Linked DNA regions of Homo sapiens: region 2 is linked to region 1. A link is a loop called in an ENCODE intact Hi-C map of the cell type or tissue named here. Cell type or tissue: endothelial cell of umbilical vein. All regions are shown on one strand. Links, peaks and the distances in the headings refer to the core of each region. The heading gives the core; the rest is flanking DNA.

What was found. Peaks named below come from ENCODE experiments on the same cell type or tissue, not always from the same donor. Only the 100,000 strongest peaks of a DNase experiment are listed, where the experiment ranks them.
Region 2: a loop joins it to region 1, with 6 times the contacts of the local background. A loop is called at or near these places in 2 of 110 quality-filtered maps.

Annotation. Positions count from the first base shown.
Region 1 is chr16:77,587,982-77,599,195 of GRCh38, reverse strand. LINC02131 (long intergenic non-protein coding RNA 2131) reads right to left here and starts at 8,311. Exons shown (of 3, transcript NR_184319.1): 1 at 8,276-8,311; 2 at 1-111. In endothelial cell of umbilical vein, for the core only: a CTCF peak has its summit at 1,798; DNase peaks (open chromatin) are centred at 2,735, 3,765, 4,985 and 7,645; H3K27ac peaks cover 6,520 bases.
Region 2 is chr16:77,452,225-77,463,438 of GRCh38, reverse strand. It overlaps LOC105376775 (a long non-coding RNA gene), which reads left to right. Exons shown (of 3, transcript XR_933752.3): 3 at 293-472. Among named protein-coding and RNA genes, the nearest start is that of ADAMTS18, 23 kb to the right of the region's middle. In endothelial cell of umbilical vein, for the core only: no CTCF peak of the experiment used is centred there; a DNase peak (open chromatin) is centred at 6,208; H3K27ac peaks cover 2,020 bases.

The DNA.
Region 1 (11,214 bases), core at 969-8,968:
TGCTGCCATTTCCTTCTCAGAGTCCTCAAATAGCTGCTTTGTGTGTTGTGTCCATGTTTTATTGCTCTATTCAATGGGAGAGGCAGAATCGAGTGTGTTTCTTCATGTTACCTGGAAACAGAAATCCTTAGTTATTGATTTAGGTGAGACACAAAACCTTCTGCTATTTGTGCTGATTCTGTAACCCAAATAGCTGCCTTGTTTTATTCGTGGGGAGCCACTGGAGTTCTAATCCTGGTGCTGGAGTGAGTTGGTCAAGTTAGTTAATGTCTCTGAGGCGTTGTGTACATTGTGAATACTGTAGTATTACCTGCCCAACTTGTCCCCTTCCCATGATTATTGTGATGATAAAAAAAGATGTTGGATGTGACAATACTTTGAAAAGTATAAAGTGGGCTGGGTGGAGTGGCTTACACCTGTAATCCCAGCACTTTGGGAGGCCGAGGTGGGCCTATCATTTGAGGCCAGGAGTTTGTGACCAGCCTGGTCAGCATGGTGAAACCCCATCTCTACTAAAAATACAAAAATGTGTTGGGTGTGGTAACAGGTGCCTGTAATCCCAGGTACTCAGGAGGCTGAGGCAGGAGAATCGCTTCAACCTGGGAGGCAGATGTTGCAGTGAGATGAGATCAAGCCACTGCACTCCAACCTGGGCAACAGAATGAGATTCATCTCAAAAAAAAAAAAGTATAAAGTGGTATATAGAAAATAAATTATCTCCTGCGACCTGCAGAAAGTGATTGATAGGTGTATTCCTGGAATAGGGATGGAGGATCGAGCAGCTGTCTGTCTGTGTTGGGCTGGGAGCACCTCTAGGACTCCCTCATCCCCCGTGTACTCTGTACACAGGCCACCATCCTTCCTCCCTGAACCTCTCTTCTCTCTCAGGTTTCTGGGCACTGTAAGAAGCATTGTTGCTAATTAAAGACTAACAGACCAGAAATCAGGGGATGAAACTCATGATTCTGTCACTGATAATCTCTTCACTTTTCCTCACGGTGTTCCAGTTTCCTCATCTTTAAAATAAAAAGAATCAAAAGTCAACGATTTTCAAGCTCTGTTTTATGGAGTCTTTGTCAACCAGCACTCCCTTAGTAGCGGTGAATGCTTGGGGTGGGGGTCAGGTTGGAGATGGGAGGGCTGAGATGACAGTTTGATTTTCATCTGCTTTCGAGACAGGGTCTTGCTCTGTCAGCCTGATCATGGCTCACTGCAGCTTCAACCTCCCAGGGCTAAATCAGTCCTTCTACCTCAGCCTCCCGAGTAGCTAGGACAACAGGCATGTGCTACCATACCCAGCTAATTTTTGTATTTTTTTGTAGAGATGGGGTTTTGCCATGTCACCCAGGCTGGTCTTGAACTCCTGGACTCAAATGATCCTCCTGTGTCAGCCTCCCAGAGTGCTGCGATTACAGGTGTGAGCCACCATGCCCTACTGAAACATCAGTTCTTCAAGTCTCCAACCCATCTCGTACTGGAGCAGTTCTGCTATTCTCAGGTTTCTCACAGATTTTTCACTTGACAAAAAGGTCCTGTGGCTAAAATATGTTTCAGAACTCTGAGTAGTCCTCAAAGGTAACTATCTCGGGATCCCATACTTTTCCAAGACATCAATTCCCATCCTGTCTTTCTGGTTGTTTCTTTCTCTTTAACACCAACTTCTTTGTCTCCTGTCTTTATGTGTGGACATTCCTTAAGTCTTGGTCCCAGGATTGCAATCTTCTTTGCATAACACCTCTCCCTTGGTGAGCTCATCTAATGTTATAGCTTCAGCTGTCCAACAGGGGACTCCCAGTGTCCAATCTCTTTCCTGAGCTTCAGCCAAATATTTTTAACCATCCTCTAAGTCCCTCCATCTAGTAATATATCAATAGATTCAATTCAGCATGTCTTAAACCAGACTCATATATCATCTGGTCTCTGCCATTCCTAAATTAATACTTTTCTTTAACTTCTCTTTTTCTCAGTGGTCATATCATAAGTTCTTCCAACAACTGAGTTTACAATTTTAGGGTGGTTTTTTATGATGCATTGCCTCTTTGACAATATCCATATAACCTCAAAAGTCTGTTAATCATGCTTCTTCAGTATCCCTCTGAAAGAATTTTTATTTCTGCTGATGTCATTGAGTTCATATTTTATTCTCCTGTATTCTCCTCTTATTCCAAATGTGCAAGATGGCTCCCTAAAGTGATCTTCCTGTCCCCACCGTTCTTTCCCCTGATCACATCATGCTCGGACCAATATCTGAAAGCAAGAATCTTTGTAAGTCATTACGTTGTTAAATGACATCTCTATTGGGTGTAGAATAAAGCCCTGAAGATTCAGACTGCAGCCAGTGTCTTTGCCTTCTTTTACCTTACCTCACCTGCCTCCAATAAATGTATTTCCTCTACACAGATTAGTCCTCTAATTATTTCGCAGACACACCAGGAGTCTTTATTTTCCATTCTTCTTTATGATGATTTTATGAGGCTTACTGCATTCCTCAAAGACAAATTTTCATCCACTCCCTTATGGCATTATCCTGACATCCCAGTCATGGAGATTTTACCTTTTCTTTCAAAGCATTTACTTTGACATAACTTATGTAAACTTATGTTTAGTATCTTTGTGCATGTCTTGCCTCCCAGCCACACTGTAACTTTATCAAAATCAGGAAATGAGTCTTTAATATTCTTGTACCACATCAGAAGGCTTGGGAAACAGGAAATGCTTGGGAATTGAGGAATTGAATCTGTAATATTCTTGTGCCACACCAGAATGCTTGGAAATGCATCAAATTTGTAGAGATAAAATGATTCATAATCTCTTTCATAAGAGCAATTACCATGAATTATCCTAAGTATACTTGTTTACTTTTCTTTCTCTGTGGTTTCACCCATATTGGCCAGAATATGCTTCATGAATTAAACAGGAAGTATTGAACATAAAGTTTTATAAACCAATCCAAAAATTTGATAGCAAGGAACTATTGCAACTTGGGGTAAAATCTTTATAGGCTTCCTTTTTATCTATTTCTTAACAGCACACGTTTTGTGTATTGAAAATCCTGTCTCAGTTACATCCATATAATTATATTCATTAATGGATTAATGCAATGTTGATTGACTGTTTCTTTCAGATTCGTCTTAAATGGTAAGCAAAACTCTTAAGAGACTGGGATTCCTAATGGCATAACTAGCTTCTCAAAGTTTCAGTATATATCATTGGATCTCAAAAGTACTCTTTGATTGACATTATGAAAATATTTACAATAAAAAAATGAAAAATAACTATAATAAGAAAAAGTAGGGGAGTAACTAAGTAATGTCTGGCATATCCACATCACATAACACGGTATTTTTAAATCTTAGCTAAAATTTGTTAAATCATACTGAGTTTTTAATGACACAGATGCATGCCAGCTTTTTGCTGTTGTGCAACTTTTCCATCATTACAGATTGTTGCACTTGACAATGCTGATCTTGGAAATTATTTGAAAGAAATCTGAAAACAATTCCTTTTTCTCAAAAGTATGCCACTGTGTCTTCCCCATTTATATGTGACATCAGTAAGCAAAATGGCAAATTGCATTACACCCTTGTTCAGCACTCTCAAGCTTGGATTATATAGTGACACTGCTACTTCTTTCATTGCTCTGCTATTTCTGTAACAGTTATCACTGACAAAGAATGTTATTTACTTCAGAAGTTACTTCCTATCTTTGATAAATATCAATTGTTTTTCTCAAGGATATCAGTTATGGAGATAACCATAGCCAATAAAAACCACTGCTCTGTATGAAATGCTCACTGTATGCTAGAAAATACGTGGCTGGTATCAAGTGCACATGCGGTGTCACAAAAATAACAGTTTCAACTTTTGCATAGAATGAGTAATGGCAATTCTCCTCCCAACACACTGTACTCTACCTAGACTCTTTAGTGGTGTGCAATTCATCAGGACTTTTGAGGCACATGGCAGAAGGCAGCATTTCATTTTGATTGCTGGATGTAGTTTCCAATGAAAATTAAAGATTAATGATGTGAGTATGTAAAAGTCAATAAGAAGAAAAGGCCAGGACTCTAAAACATTTGTAAACAGTGTAAAGCTTTGTACCAATCAAATGGCTGCAGACAGGGAAAGCTAATACCGACGCAATAAAAACCGAGCGCTAACCTTTCATTGTGTCTGGTGCTGAGCTTCTAGCATTTGATGAATGGCTACCTTGTGCCAGTGGGTCATTTGGGAGTGTCTGGGTCTTTCATGTGGTTGAGACAGCTGTGGGCAATCTGTGGATATGGATCACCCTGCTGAGAGACGCAGCTACGTGTGAAGGCAACACTGCACTTAGGAGGAGTCAAAAAATAGATTAATATCAAGTACCAATTTACAACGTGGATGAAATCTTTGTGGGATTTTCAACTCAACAGAAATTGTCTCATTGGCTTTTGATGTCTCCTTGAAATGAGATCATTTTGTCTCCAAGCTGGTATTTACATGTGGGTAATTAGGTTTCCTATTCATCACTTCCATCATCCTCATAAGTTGTATGAGATAGGTGTTGCTTTTGCTGCCTCATCTTCTTACAAAGGCTCAAAGAAGCTCAGTAACTTGTCTAAAGTGGCAGAGCTAATAAATTGCTGAGCTGGGACCTGAACCCAGGTCTGTCTGATTCCATAGCTTGAGCTGTCATGCAATGGAAGGTGAACTGTAGCATTTGGTGAATGTAAAACTTCCTGTTTGCTTATATTAAAGGCTATTGCTATTTTTTTTTTAATTAGGGGAGACTGGGTGGGGGGAAGGGTAGAGTGTGTCTCAATTCCGAAATTCAAAAAGGGCCACATAGGAATCTCTATTCCTCTTGCCCTTTTGGCATAATATCCCCAGTTGTAGCAGGAACCAGTAGAATGGGTTTCCCTTCATTGTTTTTGAGAAGGAAATGCCTGTTGAACTTTGACAACAATGTTAACGATTGCCAGAGACCCTCAATTTATTATTCATCTCTCAGGAATCCTATGGAAATTTCCTTTGAATACTCTTTCCTCATCAATATTAATAATCGCATGATGTCGTGCATGCTTTGTGTTCGTCAAAATGCCATTGTGCATGTGACCTCATTCCATCTTTAATATTTTATTGGAAGCTTTCTACATGTTAAGCACTGTGTTAGATGCAGGAGATATCAAAAGATGTATAGCACAACTTCTTCCTCAAGAGTTGAGTCTGAACTCTAACCTGATGTCATGAAGTAGACCAGATACCTTCCCCATTTTATACACTATTATTTTCCACAGCATAACCTTCTGTCCTCACCTTCTACAAGTTCCTTGTCATATTTTTTACTCTATCAGTGTTATTTTTTTCAGGTTGGTTTGTTTGTTTATTTGTTTTTAAACAGATAGTCTTGCTCTGTTGCCCAGGCTATTGTGCAGGGGTGCAATCATAGCCTACTGCGGCCTCCAACTCCTGGGCTCAAGCAATCCTCCTGAGTAGCTGGGACTACAGGTGCATGCCATCACGCTCAGGTAATTTTAAAACTATCTTTTGTAGAAATGCTGTATTGTCCCAGCTGGTCTGAAACTCCTGGCCTCAAGTGATCTTCCAATATTCTTATATTTACTCCTCCTTAAATATTAATGAGCAACTAAACATTCTCACATTCATCTCCAAGGTTTTTCTCATGCTTCATCTCTTCTTGACCTACTTTTCTGTATGTCCATATTGGACCCATCCATAAACCAAGGTAGAGTCTCCTCTCCTCCTTGACAGCTATTCAGGAATCAGGCAACCTCTCCCCTCTTTCAATTTTCACTTCAGTTATTGTCACCATCTTACATTTGATACTTGGAATATAGTGTACTTTGATATAAACACATTTTTCTTCTGTATGTAATTGGTCTCATGGCCTATCTATAAATACAGAAAGATCATCGATAGGTATTCTAAATAAATAAAAGTACTGTGCAATATGCATGATATTTGCTAAAAAGAATACTAGGAATAATGTGGAGCTTGTAAATTGGAGATCGCTGCCAGATTTAATACCAAAATATGTATTGTTGAGCTAGTAAAATACTGGCATACATAGTTTTTCAAAAGTTTTAATTGATTGTCAGTATCTAAGTACTGGAAGATCTGACATAGCATTCTAAATTTCTGGCTTCATTTGAAAACTCAGAGGCAATGTTTGGCCTACTTTTTGCATGGTAACTGTAAGCTGAGGCCAAGAAGCAACTGCCATTGCCTCCTCAATGTTTGGGTGGATGAGAGTCAGTTTCCCATTTATCACCATTCTCATTCTAATTATTTCTCACAACAGTGTTAAAAGGAAAGTGAAGGCTGGGCATGGTGGCTCACACCTGTAGTCCCAGCACTTTGGGAGGCTGAGGTGAGCAGGTCACTTGAGGCCAGGAGTTCAAGACCAGCCTGGCCAACATGGTGAAACCCTATCTCTACTAAAAATAAAAACTAGCCAGGCATGGGGGTGCATGCCTGTAATCCCAGCTACTCAGGAGGCTGAGGCAGAAGTTTCACTTGAACCCAGGAGACGGAGGTTGCAGTGAGCTGAAATCGCACCACTGCACTCCAGCTTGGGTGACAGAGTGAGACCTGTCTCCAAAAAAAAAAAAAAAAAAAAAAAAAGGAAAGAAAAGATAAGAAAGTGATGTATTTCCTGTTACCTATGGCTTTGTCTCAGGGAACAAAAAGTTAGCATGAAAGGGCTGGTTTTCAAGAAAAATGAGAGGAAGCATTATTATTGTTTGGGGACTGAAGTGGAAAATAGAACTGTGAGTTAATAGTTTGTTTAATAAGAAAACAAAACAAAACATAAGTGGCTATGATGGGATAAACCTGGCCCATTGTAATTTTTGTCATCCTAGCCCTTGCAGACATTTGTGTTTGCTTTTGACCCTTGGATCAGGGAAAGGTCAAGGACCTAAAGGTGGGCTGGGCCGAAGTCCTGGCTCTGGCCTTCACTAGTGTTTGACCTGGGTGGGTTAGGGCTAACCACACTTTTCCTCTCTCTAAAATGGGAATAATGATATCTGCTACATGGTGATAAATTGAGCTTAAAATGAGATGCATAACAGGGGACTTTTGTCTGTTTTTGGTAACCCTAGTGCCTGCAACAGTGCCACAGTGCCGTGTGCATGCTTGGGGCTTAATAGACATATATTGAATAGACAATAACATCTGTAAAGCACAATGAACTTTGCTCATAGGAGGCCATTAGCGAATTTGAGCATGTTGTTAAGGAGCTAATCATACTTGTTAAGTGTAGAGACTATTTGGTCTTTTTTTTTCCCAGCACCTAGGCCGCCGTAGAGCCGGTCATTAATATTTATTTGCAGAATGAATAATGTCTGATTGTCCGTCATTTGGTAATCTTTCTTAAAGAGAGTGGCACTGGGGACATCTGGCTGCTATTTTGGTGTGGGTTTTTTTACCTCCTTGAGATACAAGGATTGTCTTGTTGTTCCATGTGGCGTAGGCCTAATATTTTTCTTTCTTTTTACGGTTTGGTATATGGCTAGCGGAGGGTGGTATCTTCTTAAGAAAGTTTATTTCACTTTCTGAAGGTGTTTTTCATTTTCCCAGCTGCCCTTCACTTCCCCCTACATGCCGTTTGCACAACTTCCCAGCTGGCAGATGTGAAGTGGATAACCTTGTAGCAGTCACCAGCATCTTTAACAATGAAGGGTCACAGGGAGCAGGTTAACACTCAGCGTTGTGGGGTTTATTATTACATCCAAGCTCCAGTATGGTTTTACCAGAGAGCCAGTCTTTTTTTTTTTTTTTTTTTTTTGAGACGGAGTGTCTCTCTTGTTGCCCAGGCTGGAGTGCAGTGGTGCAATCTCAGCTCACTGCAACTTCCACCTCCTGGGTTCAAGCAATTTTCCTGCCTCAGCCTTGTGAGTAGCTGGGGTTATAGGTGCCTGCCACCATACCTGGCTAATTTTTGTACTTTTAGTAGAGACACGGTTTCTCCATGTTGGCCAGGCTGGTCTTGAACTTCACAGGTGATCAGCCTGCCTCGGCCTCCCAAAATGCTGGGATTACAGGTGTGAGCCCCTGTGCCCGGCCACCAGAGAGCCAGTCTTGGGCGGTGCAGCCAGGCCGGCCATTATTTTGCAATCTTGGCTATTCTCTGGTGTCTTTTCCTACTCGACATTAAGGAGTGGTTTTTCAAATAAAGGTTTCATTGACAAGTTTGTAAAAAGGAAAACAAAAATGAGTTAAAAGTCTGCCTCAGCGTCGCATGCTTAGGACAAAGCCCATATTGACTTACGTAACTTTTAGAGGCTTTGTAGTTAGCTTTCCAGCTCTCTCACGTTCATTTCGTGCTTTGACTTTGATCTTCAGAGCTTGGGGCTCAGTGGAGGTTAGCGAAATGGGGCATATTGGGTGCCATGCATTGTGTTGGAAACTTTCACAAATGCTGACTTGTTTATTCATAGAAGTTGCCAGCATCATAATGGCCCATGACAACTTATGCAAAACAACTTTGGGTTCTCCTCTGCACCACGGTTGCAATTCAGTTTCATTGTCTCCCCGGGAAATACACTCCAGACTCTTGGGGATTGTATGATAGGCTCATTGGAATAATTGATTTCTTAAAGATGAGTAGTTATTCTATTGTTTTTATATATCATCCTCAAAGTATGTGGTAATTGTGGTGGCGTTTGTACAGTTTGTATGGTCAGGAATGTTTGTGAGGCATTAATTGAATATTTCTTATGAATATTGACTGTGCAAGGTCTCCTGAAGGCAAAGAAAAACAGTAATGTGAACGCATAGTAGGTAGTCAATGAATGTTTATTAGCTAAGACATTCTTTTTTTAATTGATTGATACATACTTTTAAATAATGTGTTTTCTTTACTGTAACACTAATGTATGTTGCTTGTGAATCACCTGGCATATATAAAATATGTGTTTATTAAATAAACAACGATTCATTGGATACTTACTGTGTTCCAGGCTGTGTTCTGGGCATCAGGGATACAACCATGAACAACAGACAGAGTCTGTTGTGGAGTTGTGGGGTTGACATTCTTATGGCGGTGAAACACAGAATAATTCTGAGTTGTACATCTATGCCTTTTTTTTCTCCTGTTCTTTGCTTAAGTGCCATAAAACAAAACAAAACTAAGAGTTGAGGTAGAGACAACAAGGTAGCCGCATACCCTTCAAGTAACTACTGTGAATATCTTTGCACATTTTCATTTGGTGATTTGCCTATGAATTGTGTGCAAGTGAATATATGCGAACATCTGGGTTCCATTTGGTTTCATTTTATTTCAATTAATGACCCATGTTAGGTTGTCGAACAAGGTGGACGTGTGAACGCCAGCTTGTGTTTTCATGCTTTTCTAGATGAGAGGAGGCAAGGTTTCCAGCGAGGTACCTTTTCCCCTCTTGATTTACCCTCTTCCTCAAGCCCCCTATCCCAGAAAGAAACCTGGCCTGGGCCCAGTGCACCTGGGACAGGCAACCTGGGGCACGCTAAGCCCTGACTCCACAAACATGCTCTCCCCACTCCGTCTTGATCTCCGGATTGTGGTCCTGCCATGGCTGTTTTCAGCTGAAATAGCATGAAAAATGAGTTTTTGTGGTGTTTTTAATATAAATAGTAGAGATGCCACAGGAATTCAAATTCTCAAGGGATGTGCTTTCTTACAGGACTTAATACGTTCTGGGAAGACCATTGAGTTCTGCCTCCCCACCGGCTCTGCCCCATCAAAGAAGGAAGGGCTGGCAGTGTCCAAGGGCAGGGAATGTCTGCTAGGTTGACGGCTCCAGCTGGTGCTGCCAGCCCAAAGCTCGCTGGGCCACGCAAGCCGAGAGAGTGAGCTCTAGGGTAGCAGTCTGCAGACTTTTTCTGTAAAGGGCCAGATTGTAAATACTTCAGGTTTTGCAAACCTTGTGGTCTCTGTTGTAACTACTCAACTCTGCTGTTGTAGCATGGAAGGAGCAATAGACAATGTGCAAATGAGTATGTCTGTGCTCCAGTAAAACTGTATTTACATAAAGAGGTGACACGTCAGATTTGACCCACATGCCATAGTGTGCAGACTCCTGCCCCAGAAACTGAATCAAAGGGCCCCTGGGATCCTACCTGGGCTCTACCACTTACCTTCTGGAGTTGTAGGTGGGTAGTTTCAGCTTCTTCCTCTGTTAAATGCGTTTCTTAAGAGCACATACCTGCTGGTTCTCATGAGTCTTAGTGAGATAATATAAGAAGGCCTCCAGATACAATCTCCTCTGTGTTGAGTACCTGGACAAGGGTTAGAGTACCTGTCCCATCTGTCTTCCCAGACAGCTTTGACCTCTGGAAAAATTTCTCCCTCCAGTCTGAAAAGGTATTTACCCCCCAAAATTTTGACTAATTCTCCTCTTCCAGGATGTAGCTCTTCTCATGCCCGTGTGTAAATCTTGTTAAGCCTAAAGGCCAATCCATCCCATAAATTTTTCCTGGTTGCAGGTCATATTTCACTCACTTCTGCACCCTTCCCCAACACTTTAACTGCACTTTTGGAATGGTACTCATCCCTTGTTTAATACCACTTCGTTTATTCATTCATCCATCCATCCATCAAACACACAGGTCATTGACTATGCATTCTCCATCCTGCTATCAGTGTGTGTCTTAACTAGCACTTTTATGAGACCACAGGCCTTTTGAGGTCAGGGATCCTGTTTTATTTCTCCTGGTACATCAGAGCCTAGCACTGGGATGAGCATAATCTATATGCTCGGTAAAGCTTTTTGTGATGAATGGGAGGGGGATGAATACTCTATCTCAACCTCCCTGTCCTCAGTGTTCTTGGCATAGAGACTTGCATACAGTAGGCATCAAAAACACACATGTTGATTGAGTGTTGCCTTCATACCATTTTACTCAGCCTGTAATGCTGTTTCTTTACTTGAGGGACTTGGTTGCCAAATATCTTGACCTTTTGCCTTTTCCCTGGTGAAAGGGCAGGACTTGTGAATGAGAGGGGGCTCTAAGCCCTGGAACGGCAAGAGTCTGAAAGCACGCGGGTTAGAGGGAGAGAGGTGAGCGTAGGGCATGGGTGGTGGGGAGGGGGTTGTGAGTTCCAGCTCGTCCTTAACACCCATCTGGGTGGCCTCTGAAACCAGACAGGGTAATTATCCCTCCGGCCCCTGTGCTCTAAATTATTTACATTTCCCAGGCAAGACACTGAAAGGGGAAGCATAGAAGGAC
Region 2 (11,214 bases), core at 1,825-9,824, 140 kb after region 1:
AGCCAAGCTTTGTAGCCATGCTTCCCAGCTTTCTTTTGAAACGAATTGTAGTATGCATTTCAAGATTGATCAGCAAAGTTGAATGGCTTAATATTTTAACAGTAGTGGGAGAAAAGGTAAAGGGAGAAAAAAGGAGGTGATTTATATTTCTTTATGTATCAAATTTCTGGGATCCTTGGTGGCCATGAGGGACTAATCAAATGACATATTAACTTGACCAGTATTTTGACAAGCTGTGCTGGAATGTAGGCTCCCAGATTTACTGAAGATCAATAAACAAATTTTCTCACAGGGTAAGGCGGCAGACAACCCTGATCAGCTATCCTAGAAAGGAATGCAACGCATACATTCCATTCTCCAGACCCAGGACTAGCTACAGTGGGATTTCTCGGTGGCAGAGGAAAAACAAGAAGATACAAGCATCTGGTCTTTGGTGGGCTTGCTGAGAAATATTGGAATGACAGATTGTCTTTTGCAGTCCCTAGTGTTGGATGGCAAACCATGCTGGTGGCTAAGTGTACAAGGCACATTCCACTCTTGCAGGACGATGGGAAGCCAAGCCCATTTTCCAGAGATTTTCTGGACCCCAGACCAAACTCTACTCCTTGGGAAAGCACCACCCAAAAGCAAACACACCCCAAACACACTGCATTCTCCCACAGCACAATTCCCAGAGTTGCATTGCTCAGCACAATCTCAGCTTTTAAAAAACAAAGACTAAGAGAAGACCCTTCTCTAGGGAGAAGAGTTTATTTCTGATTCCCCAGGAATTAGCCTTATTTGGCACTATTTTATAACTCGAGAGACAGAAAAAAAAAGTCTTTTTTTGAGTTTTGATAAATCTTAATCACCATAAATTCCACCACCCCTTCCTGCCCCAAACAGGGAGTTTTAAACCCCAAATTCATTTCTCCAATCTCTAAATGCCATAACATTTCATTCCACTTGGGACTTTTCCACATTCTGCCTCTATTTCTGTGGGGCCTTTTTGTTTTATTTTTTTCAAGATTTCCTTTATTATCGCTCAGCAATGACACCTCTCTCAATATAACAGCTATGTCTTATTCATCTTTGCTTTTCCATAGCACCTACCTACTTGGCACCAATGAGTTCTCAACAGTTTTTTTCTATGGCAGACAAATTTGGTGAATTTGGAAAGTCATCTCATATTTTACATGTGCTTTTACAAGCCTTGTAGTGGCCATTGTTGGTTTATGCATAGCTGTAATAATGTTAGCATTACAACCAACTCTCTGATAAAAATACCAGTTAGATATTTTAGAAAAACAAAATGATGTAAGGTTGTCACATCCCAAAATCTAATTGTACTATTTCATGAGGAGATGAATAAAACTAAATAGAATAATTTTCTTTATAATTTATCATAGAGAAAATTGATGTAACAAATTTATATACTCCCTAATATCTAAAAGCCACAAACATAGCACTGGGTGGAACAAATACAAAAAGGAAAGGTCTCCATTAAAACAGAGTGCTTAGAAAATTAACAGTTTAAGCAATATCTATGCATGAGTGGTAGCACTATGAATTATTGTAAATGGCTATGGCAATAGACATTAAGAATAAAAATGCAGGGATCACATGTCTTTAGTGAAAAAGAAAAAAAAGGAATAACATACTCATTCATTTTGATCCAATTCTTTCTCTCAGGTGAATTAATATTAAGAAAATAATTCAAGGCCAGGAATGGTGCCTCACACCCATAAGCCCAGAACTTTGAGAGGCCAACACAGGAGGATCACTTGAGCCCAGGAGTTTGAGACCATCCTGGGCAAGACAGTGAGACCCCGGTGCTATAAATAATTAAATAATAAATAAATAAATAAGTAAATAAATAAAATAGATAAGGCAATTCTTTACTAATATAGATAGGATTTTAAAATATTTATATAAAAATTAAATTAAAAATTATGTACTTTTTAGGCTTTCAGTGTTTTAAGATCTATATTATAGCTCAGGCAGCTGCTATACCAAACTGGGCTTCAGTCTTATCACTAGAATGTGTAACAGTAAAAATGAAGGCATATTTCATTACTAGTTTAAAAATACAAATAAATATGATTGCAAATAGGTAAAATATGAATACATATAAACAAAAGCCAATATCTTTTAGATTTTGTGCTGAGGTGACTGTATTCAGGAAGCTTGTTAAAATAAGATTAAAAAACAGTTTTCTAAACCATTTTCATAATTTAAAATATAACAAATAAACTGGAAATGACGTAAGGAAGATGCGTGAATAAGAGCTAAGGCTTGTTTGGTAAAATAATAAAGTTTTGCTTTTACGATGTTCATTTTTCTTCCTCCTCTGATCTGAATTGAAGCTTCATGGCTCTATTTTCTAACAGCTAAGAGAAGATCAAACATATTCTTGAAAAGTGGAAACTGTTATCCTCTGAAGGAAAGAAGATCATGATCACGTGCATAAGAGCAGATACCTTCCTTCAGGGATTGTAAAAACAGTTCTAAGGTCTAGAGATTCATTAGCGTAATTTTCTGTAACTTTTGAATTTTATTAGAGAATAGGAAGTATTCCACTAGCTTAGCAACACTCAGATGCTCTAAACTGGAGGATATCCATGTTAATCACTTCTGGAAACCAAAGAAGTAATTTCATCTTTTTAAGAAAAGTAATATTTTCTAAAGAGCCTAGCATCTGGCTGGGCATGGTGGCTCACGTCTGTAATCCCAGAACTTTGGGAGGCTGAGGTGGGTGGATCACGAGGTCAAAAAATCGAGACCATCCTGGCATGGCGGCATGCACCTGTAGTCCCAGTTACTCGGGAGGCTGAGGCAGGAGAATCTCTTGAACTTGTGAGGCGGAGGATACAGTGAGCTGAGATTGTGCCACTCCACTCCAGCCTGGCAACAGAGCAATACTCTTGTCTCCAAAAAAAAAAGAGCCTAGCGTCAATGGTAATATTGTGAGCATATATAATATATAAATGAGTATTGAGACTAATGCAGTTTGTGATTTTGTGCCAAAATAACTCTACATCCTATGTTGATGGTTTTATTAGAAGGCTGATAGTATAGGGGCTGAATGTATCTTGGTTCCAGAGAAGCATTTTATAAAGTCTCCCTGACAGCCATGTATAGAATTATGACATAGGAACTACATGGTAGGACCGCTGGACACAATCACCAATGATGGAGGAGCTCCATCCAGCCAGGGTTGATTAATGACTTCTTGTCAACTTGGTGGGAGGTCTGCAGCAATGTGACATGGGAGCACTCCTGGGACCTGTCCTGTTTTTCCTTTTTATAATCAGTTCCTTGGGTTGAAAGTGTGCTTATCACATTTTCAGCTGACACTAAGTGGGGGAGAGATTGCTAATAGCATAGGTGACAGAACCAAAACACAGTATCAACAGGTAGGAACAATGGACTAAGAGCTAGAAAACAGAATTCAATAAGGAGAAATGATAGTCTTTTGGGGCTAATAGTAAAATCAGTAAGTTTAATACTGGAGACGTCAGATTTGGTTAGGAAGCAGGGAAGAGGGATTTGATTTTTTCACCTATTTTTAGGCTATATGTATCTTCGGAATAATGAAGACATTTAAATAGAAAATCACTGTTTATGTCATGAGATCTGCAGTCCAGCCTTTCTTTGCCTTCCTTTGCATTAGAGTCATCTGGAGGACTGTGTCTATGTGAGAGTCTCATGTTTCAAGAGGTTCATAAAAACACTAGAGAGAAATCAGAAAGATAAACAAAAGAGTGAAAGAAGAGAAAACCAACACGTCCTAGATACTTATTCTGTGCCTGGCACTATCCTGCACTGGGAACTTCATATTTGTTCTCATAAGTCCTATGGCAAGGATACTGTATTCCTCAATTTGTAGATTCAAATAGATAGAGACTCAGAATTTAAGGAACTTGCTCAAAGATTAATGGCTAGCAAAGAGCCAAAGTGAGGTTTGAGTCTAGAACCGTGGTTGCTTAAGCCCAGACTCTACTTTCTCTTTTAGAGAAACCACCCAAATTTAGCATTGCATTCATATCTTTCAAACATTATCACATTATTCTACAGAAGAGGTAACACGTACCTATGTGGCTCTCCAGATACGAGAACCAAGGTCTTTGGTGCAATTTCTTAGGGCAACCAATTTATGCTTCATTTAAGGAAGAGGTTATAATGAGTGGAATTATTCAGCAGTGCAAAGATTTGTTCACATATATCTTGAATTTTCTTTTATTAGAGCTGTTTAAACAGAGATAGAAGATCATCTGTCATAGATATGTGGAAAAGATTCTTTACTCTCTCTTACTGACAGAGAGATCGAACTCAAAGACCTGCACCATCCCTTATAACACTAATGATGTTGAGTCTGTAATCCAAGGCCACAAGAAACTCAACTGTATTCAGAAAGAACGAGTTTGCCAACTTCTCTTCTTTAGTACTGTTAAGCTTCTGCTGTTCAATCCCATGTAGCATTCCAGGTTGCTGGAATTTGGTTTGCAGCTTCATAACTTGGTAACCTGTGACTACAGCTCAGTTACCTGAACCCTCTAGCATGAGTTTTCACGTGTCCACAATGGGGATGATAATAATGTCTTCAAATATTGTGCAAACATTAAATGAAACATTGATTTAAAAATACTAAGCATAATCCCAAGACCATAGCAAAATTACAGTAACTGTTAATTATTGATAGTAATAGTGTTAGGACTATAGTTATGATAAACAGAGTGACTACAGAAGTTTGCTGGGGGTTTACGTTTTCATTTTCTTTGTCTTCTCTCTCTCTCACTCTCTTTTTTTAATGCTTCAAGGATTTCAGGCTATTTAATGAGGCAGTTTGGACCTTGAGTGGACCAGGATTTCTGGGGTGCTGCCTTTCCTGTGACTCTCCTGCACAACTGACCTTAGAATCGAGACAGCGCTGGAAGAGCCCCCATGGTTCTGAGGAGAGAAGGAACACAAGCATGGAAATCCACTTAGTTTCACTTAGTTCAGCAAACAAATCAAGAACCATGAACCCCTTCTTTTTGTCTTCTTGCCATTTTTATTCTTATATGTCTTGTTAATCTTTGATATTTACACATGAGGCATGTTCCTTTTCACATATCATTCAAATAGTTTGGAAGTGTGTAAAATATAAAATAGGAGTCCTTCATCACCCCATATACTCAGTCCCCTCCTCAAGATGCACCTTCACAAATCCTCAATACCCTAAAGGACAGTGTGGTTGAGAATTTGATATGTATCCTTGCAGATGTATTTTTTTCTTCTGTCCAACCACAAAGAGTACCCACTTCACTGTTTCACTTATAGCCCCAACAATCATGTGAAGGGTTACCACTTTCCTTATGATGAATATAAAGATCATAAAGGTAGAGTGAGTGGCATACTGCCGTTATAGGCTGTATGTAGCAGTCAGGGTTGAAACTCTGACCTTGCTGTCTAAATCAGTGGATTCTTACCTCAACACCAGGCTGCCTTGGGGTTGTGAAAACTAGCCTTCTGAATGATGACATTAAAAAATCATTAAAAAAGAATATATGAAATCAAAATTGAATTCATTAATATTGGCCACTGAAGCTTCCACATTTAAGAGAAAACTAATCTTATAAAACTCTGTGAAAAAATATATAATCAAACCTTTTACTATCCAAAAATGTGTCATAATTATTTTCTTTAAAATGGAAGACAAAGCAATAACACTGCTAAATTTTTAAGAGCCAATTTAGACATTTTGGTATCTTATGTTTGGAATGAAGAATGATTTGATACATTCTCAGCTTCTAGCTAGTTTAGTCTTTTCCTACCACCAACTCGTGGGAGGAGTTCAATACACTGCAATTCAGAGGGAAGAAAATGTTTGTCTTTCTTCAAAATACTTCCTTTTTTAGGAGTTGTTTATTTAATAATCAGAATAAGACATTTTTTGCAGGCTTGGCAAGTGGCTACCAGTTTCGAGTTCATTCTGATTTGATTAATTGGACCACAGAGAAGACACGGGAGTAGAACTGACTAGATGTTTCCATTTTTTCGAAACTAAACATTTGGGTGCTGCTGCATTTTTTGCCTGTGTACACGAGACCACAGTGTTGTTATATGCTCTTAAATCCACTGTTGAATTTAGAACATTTCATGTTTTATTTTGTGACGCCTTTCCTTCCTGATGAGTAACCATTTGATTTTAAATTCAGAGCTCACTGTACATGAAATGTGCAGACCTAGGGTGACATGTCTATGACAAGTCCTCAGTGTGGCTAACAGGCTCTCCCATCTGTCACAGGATGACATGTGGTCAGGTTATACAGACTGGAGTTTCCCAGGCAACCGAGTCATGCCCTATGGGGATTCCTTGGGAAGTTGAAAAAAGAAGTTGGAGATGAGAGGTCTGGAGCCACCACGTCTCCTAGCCATTGTTTGCTTTCTTTTGTCTTTTCTCCTGCATTCCCCATGGTCATTCTCACCAGAGTCTCCAATGTGGGGAATACAATCCATTTCTGGTGCTCCAGAACGTTCTTGGGGGCACACAGAATTTTTAAAAACTGTAATAGTTTGACACTTTAGACTGTTCTTATAGTCACATTAGATAAAATCATTTTAAAGTTTGTAAAGTGAATCATAAATATAAGTAATGTAAGTTACATAAATAGAAGTAAATAGTTCAGGTGGTATTTGGCAAAACAAACAAAACTGAGGTCAGCACACAAGCCATTGGACTCGGTTTCCAAAATCTCTGCTATTCTAGTTTTTTTCTTTTCTGAAAATTCCCATTGTTTTTCTTATTTCTTAACAACAACAATAGTAATGATACCTAAAATTGAAAGCTTCTTAAGCTGATAAGCAACTTCAGCAAAGTCTCAGGATTCAAAATCAATGTGCAGAAATCACAAGCATTACTATACAGCAACAACAGACAAGCAGAGAGCCAAATCATGAATGAACTCCCATTCACAATTGCAACAAAGAGAACCAAATACCTAGGAATACAGCTAACAAGGGAGGTGAAGGACCTCTTCAAAGAGAACTGGAAACCACTGCTCAAGGAAATCAGAGAGGACACAAACAGACAGAAAAAGAATCCATGCTCATGGATAGGAAGAATCAATATCATGAAAATGGCCATACTGCCCAAAGCAATGTATAGATTCAATGCTATTCCTATTTTCTTTCAAATTCACAAAATGTGTATATATCTAATTATATGATCTTCTGTTACTATTTTTTTTTAACAAGGAGGAAGAGTTATTTGTTGGCTAGAGGGAGAGACTTATAAAATTGCCCCCCAGTTCATGTTAAGAGAGCTTAGTCTGGAGTCATATAAGCCTTTTTGTTAATCTCAGTTTCATCATTCCCTAATCTACTGGCCTTGGGTTAGCGGCCTTGGATTATCTGATCTTTTTGTACCTCAGTTTCTTTCTCCACAAAATGAGGAGAGCAACAGTACCTTCCCTGTAGAATTACTGTAAGGATTAAATGGCTACTGCATAAAAAAGGCTTAGCATGGTTCCCAGCACACAATGTAAGCACCCGATAAATTCTAGTTATTGTATGTTCTTCTCATTATCATCATGTTTCTAAGATGCTACTAGTCACACAATACATTCTTTTTCACAGTGGTTAACATGTGAAGAGAAGCATATTTCAGAATGATGGTGCATGATATCTCTATACTGAGATTTTGGAGCCATTATAAATACTGTCAGATTGCATTATTCATTAGTATTATCCTTTTTAATTTATGAGATTCCAGGCAATATCCTTGGTTCCGTGACTTCCTCCAAAGTAGAGCCAACTCATGCCTGTTGACTGGGAACACGTTGGCATTAATCTTCAAGTCATTGTTTAAGAGATGACATTTATGACATGCCACTCCCATGTTCTCAGAGGGTCAAGCAAAGAGAAAGTGAAATTCCTTGAATCAATCCTAAGAAAATATTTATTTCTATCCAAAGATGCAATAGTGTCATCAATTGTTCTTTATGTTTGTTTTCTAGTAACAACCCTGGTTTTTAAAATTGTTACATTTCAGCCATTAAATGGATAGGCACTCAATAAAATACAATGACAATAGCTCTCAGGTCACTCTCATTACTATTTCTTTTTTAATCCATGCAGATGTCTGATGCTAATTAAAATGTTAGTATAAAGAGAAGGCTGGTTAGGCTGATGGACCCAAGTGTTTGCAATGAGAGGTCCCTCTTACTTTTGCTGGGTTCACATAAACCAGAATGTATGAGTTCAAGGTTACTTCCAACCTCCTAGAAACACCTCATTTGTCCAGTCATGTTGGTGTCTCTTATAACTTTTGATATTTTTTGCCTTTTTAACTGTGTCGTAAAAGTGCATAGGGAGATGATAGCTCTAAGAGATGAGGTCTCTCAAACTAATATGGACTTTTAAAAATTGTAAGTGTAGGCAGGGTGAAAAAGTTCAGTGGAGAAATTGCAAAATCCATCCTGAGATGTGTAACACAGGGTAATACAGGGTTGCTTTTACTTCCCTAGAGAAAAGGAACACAACACAGATTGTCTAATCTGTCTTAAAAAAAAATCATGCCTTAATATTTCCCATTTCTTTGATGAGATAGAGGCTTAAAATTCATGCTCCAGGTTACTCCATGAAATGCATAACTCACACGTACGCCGTCTACTCCGCCCTGACTCCATTACTCTTAATACAAATGGGATTTCAGAAAAAATAATTATATGAGAAAGGAGATAGTTACCATTTATTCAACCAATGATTTATTCATTCATGACTCCCATAAATAACATTAAGAGCCAGCCTTGTGCCATCCACAGAGTAATAATTGCTAAGTTCACTGAGCATTTGCTAAGTGTCAAATATTACATTATTTAATCCGCATAGTACATACATGAGATATGAACCACCTTCTTTCCATTTTACAGACAGGGAACTGAGGCTTGGAGGAATAAGAAACTTGTTGAGATGGCAGAGCCAGACCTTGAATCCAATACAGTCTCTTTCACTCTTATTTTTTCATCCTTTTCCCTCCTTCTCTTCTTTCTTCTTCATGTTATTATAAAAAAATTTTATTGCACTTCTGCTACACGAGTCACAGGTACTGGAGTCCCTCCAGGCTGATCCTGAGACCTGTTGTCTTCTCACTTCAGACTTTCTTTGTAAGCTTCAACCCTGAGACTTAGCTGTGTGAGTCATGCCACATTTTGATATCTTCAGCCCAAACCTTTTCTCTGAGATCCTATTCTAATCTTACATCTTTAAATCTCAAGGGCCGCTAAAACTCAACATTTTAAAAACTTAACTCTGTGTGTCTCACCACCCACCCTGTCCGAAACCTGACGCTTTTCAGAGATGTTACCTCATTGAATAGTTTCCCCATTCCTCCAGGCATGCAAGCCAGAAATGAGACCCATCCTTGTCACCTTTGTCACTCTCACCTGGGACCTGTGATAGACTCTTCCCAAGACCTTGTAATTCCTTCGATGTCTTGAATCTCCCCCTCCACTATGCTGGTCTCCCCTATCTCATCTCTGGCCTGAACAACTGCAATGCCCTCCCAACAGTCCTCTTCCAATCCATTCTCCATGCATCAACCAGAATGGGATTTTTCCAAATGCCATTTGCTCCCATTGCCCCTCCCCCATCTTCAAACTCTCTAATGGTGGCCAGGCATGGTGGCTCACACCTGTAATCCCAGCACTTTGGGAGGCTGAGGCAGGCGGATCATGAGGTCAGGAGTTCGAGACCAGCCTGACTAACGTGGTGAAACCCCGTCTCTACTAAAAATACAAAAATTAGCTGGGCGTGGTGGTGCACACCTGTAATCCCAGCTACTCAGGAGGCTGAGGCAAGAGAATTGCTTGAACCCAGGAGGGGGAGGTTGCAGTGAGCCAATATCACACCACTGTACTCCAGCCTGGGCGGCAGAGTGAGACTGTCTAAAAAAAAACAAAAACAAAAACAAAAAAAAACTTCAATGGTTGCCTATTGATCTTACAATAAAGATCAACATTTTTAACATGACTCCAAGTATCTTTTAATCATCCTGTCTCATAATTCTATGCCCTTTGATTCCTCTACTCTGGCCACCCTGATCTTGTCAGTTGAGTGAGACATTTTCACCCAGATGCAAGGTCTTGGCATGTGCTGTTCCCTTTGCCTGAAAAAGCCACCTCCATTCCAAATTTTACCAATGTAATTTCTATGCTTCCTTTATATCTCAACTTAAGTATAATTTCCAAACTTAAGTTTTCCTTAATCTTGCATACCGGATCAGGTCTTTTGGTATTGTTATTTAAGAAACTTTATTTTAGGCTGGGCACGGTGGCTCATGCTTGTAATCCCAGCACTTTGGGAGGCCAAGGCAGGTGGATCACTTGAGGTTAGGTATTCAAGACCAGCCTGGCCAACATGGTGAAACCTCATCTCCACTAAAAATACAAAAATTAGCTGTGCAAGATGGCGCATGCCTGTAATCCCAGCTACTCAGGAGGCTGAGGCATGAAAATCGCTTGAACCTAGGAGGCAGAAGTTGCAGTGAGCCAAGATCGTGCCACTGCATTCTAACTTGGGCAACAGAGTGAGCCTCTGTCTTAAAAAAGGAAAAAATAAATAAATAAACCTTATTTTATTCAAAGCAGCTTAAATAATTAGTACTTATGTACTTATTTGTGTGTTTATTTAATATCAGTTCTCTTGACTAAGAGGTAAGCTCATGAGAACAAGAACCATGTCTGTTTTTATTTACCATTACATCCTCCAATGCCTAACGTAGATCCTAGTACATAGTAGTATTTCAATAAGTATTTAGGCAAATACATTGTGATAAAGCATGTGTCTTAGTCTGTTTGTGTTGCTATAAAGGAATACCCAAGGCTGGGTACTTTATAACAGGGGTCCCTAACCCCTGGGCCATGGATCAGTACCTGTCTGTGATCTGTTAGGAACTGGGCCGCACAGCAGGAGGTGAGCAGTGGGTGAGTGAAGCTTCATCTGTATTTATAGTTGCTCCCCATCGCTCTCATTACCACCTGAGCTCTGCCTCCTGTCAGATAAGCAGCGGTATTAGATTCTCATAGGAACACAAACTATGTTGTGATCTGTGCATGTAAGGGAAATAGGTTGTACACTCCTTAAGAGAATCTAATGCCTGATTGGTCACTGTCTCCTATCATCCCCAGATGGAACAGTCTAGTTGCAGGAAAAGAAGTTCAGGGCTCCCATTCATCCTACATTATGGCGAAC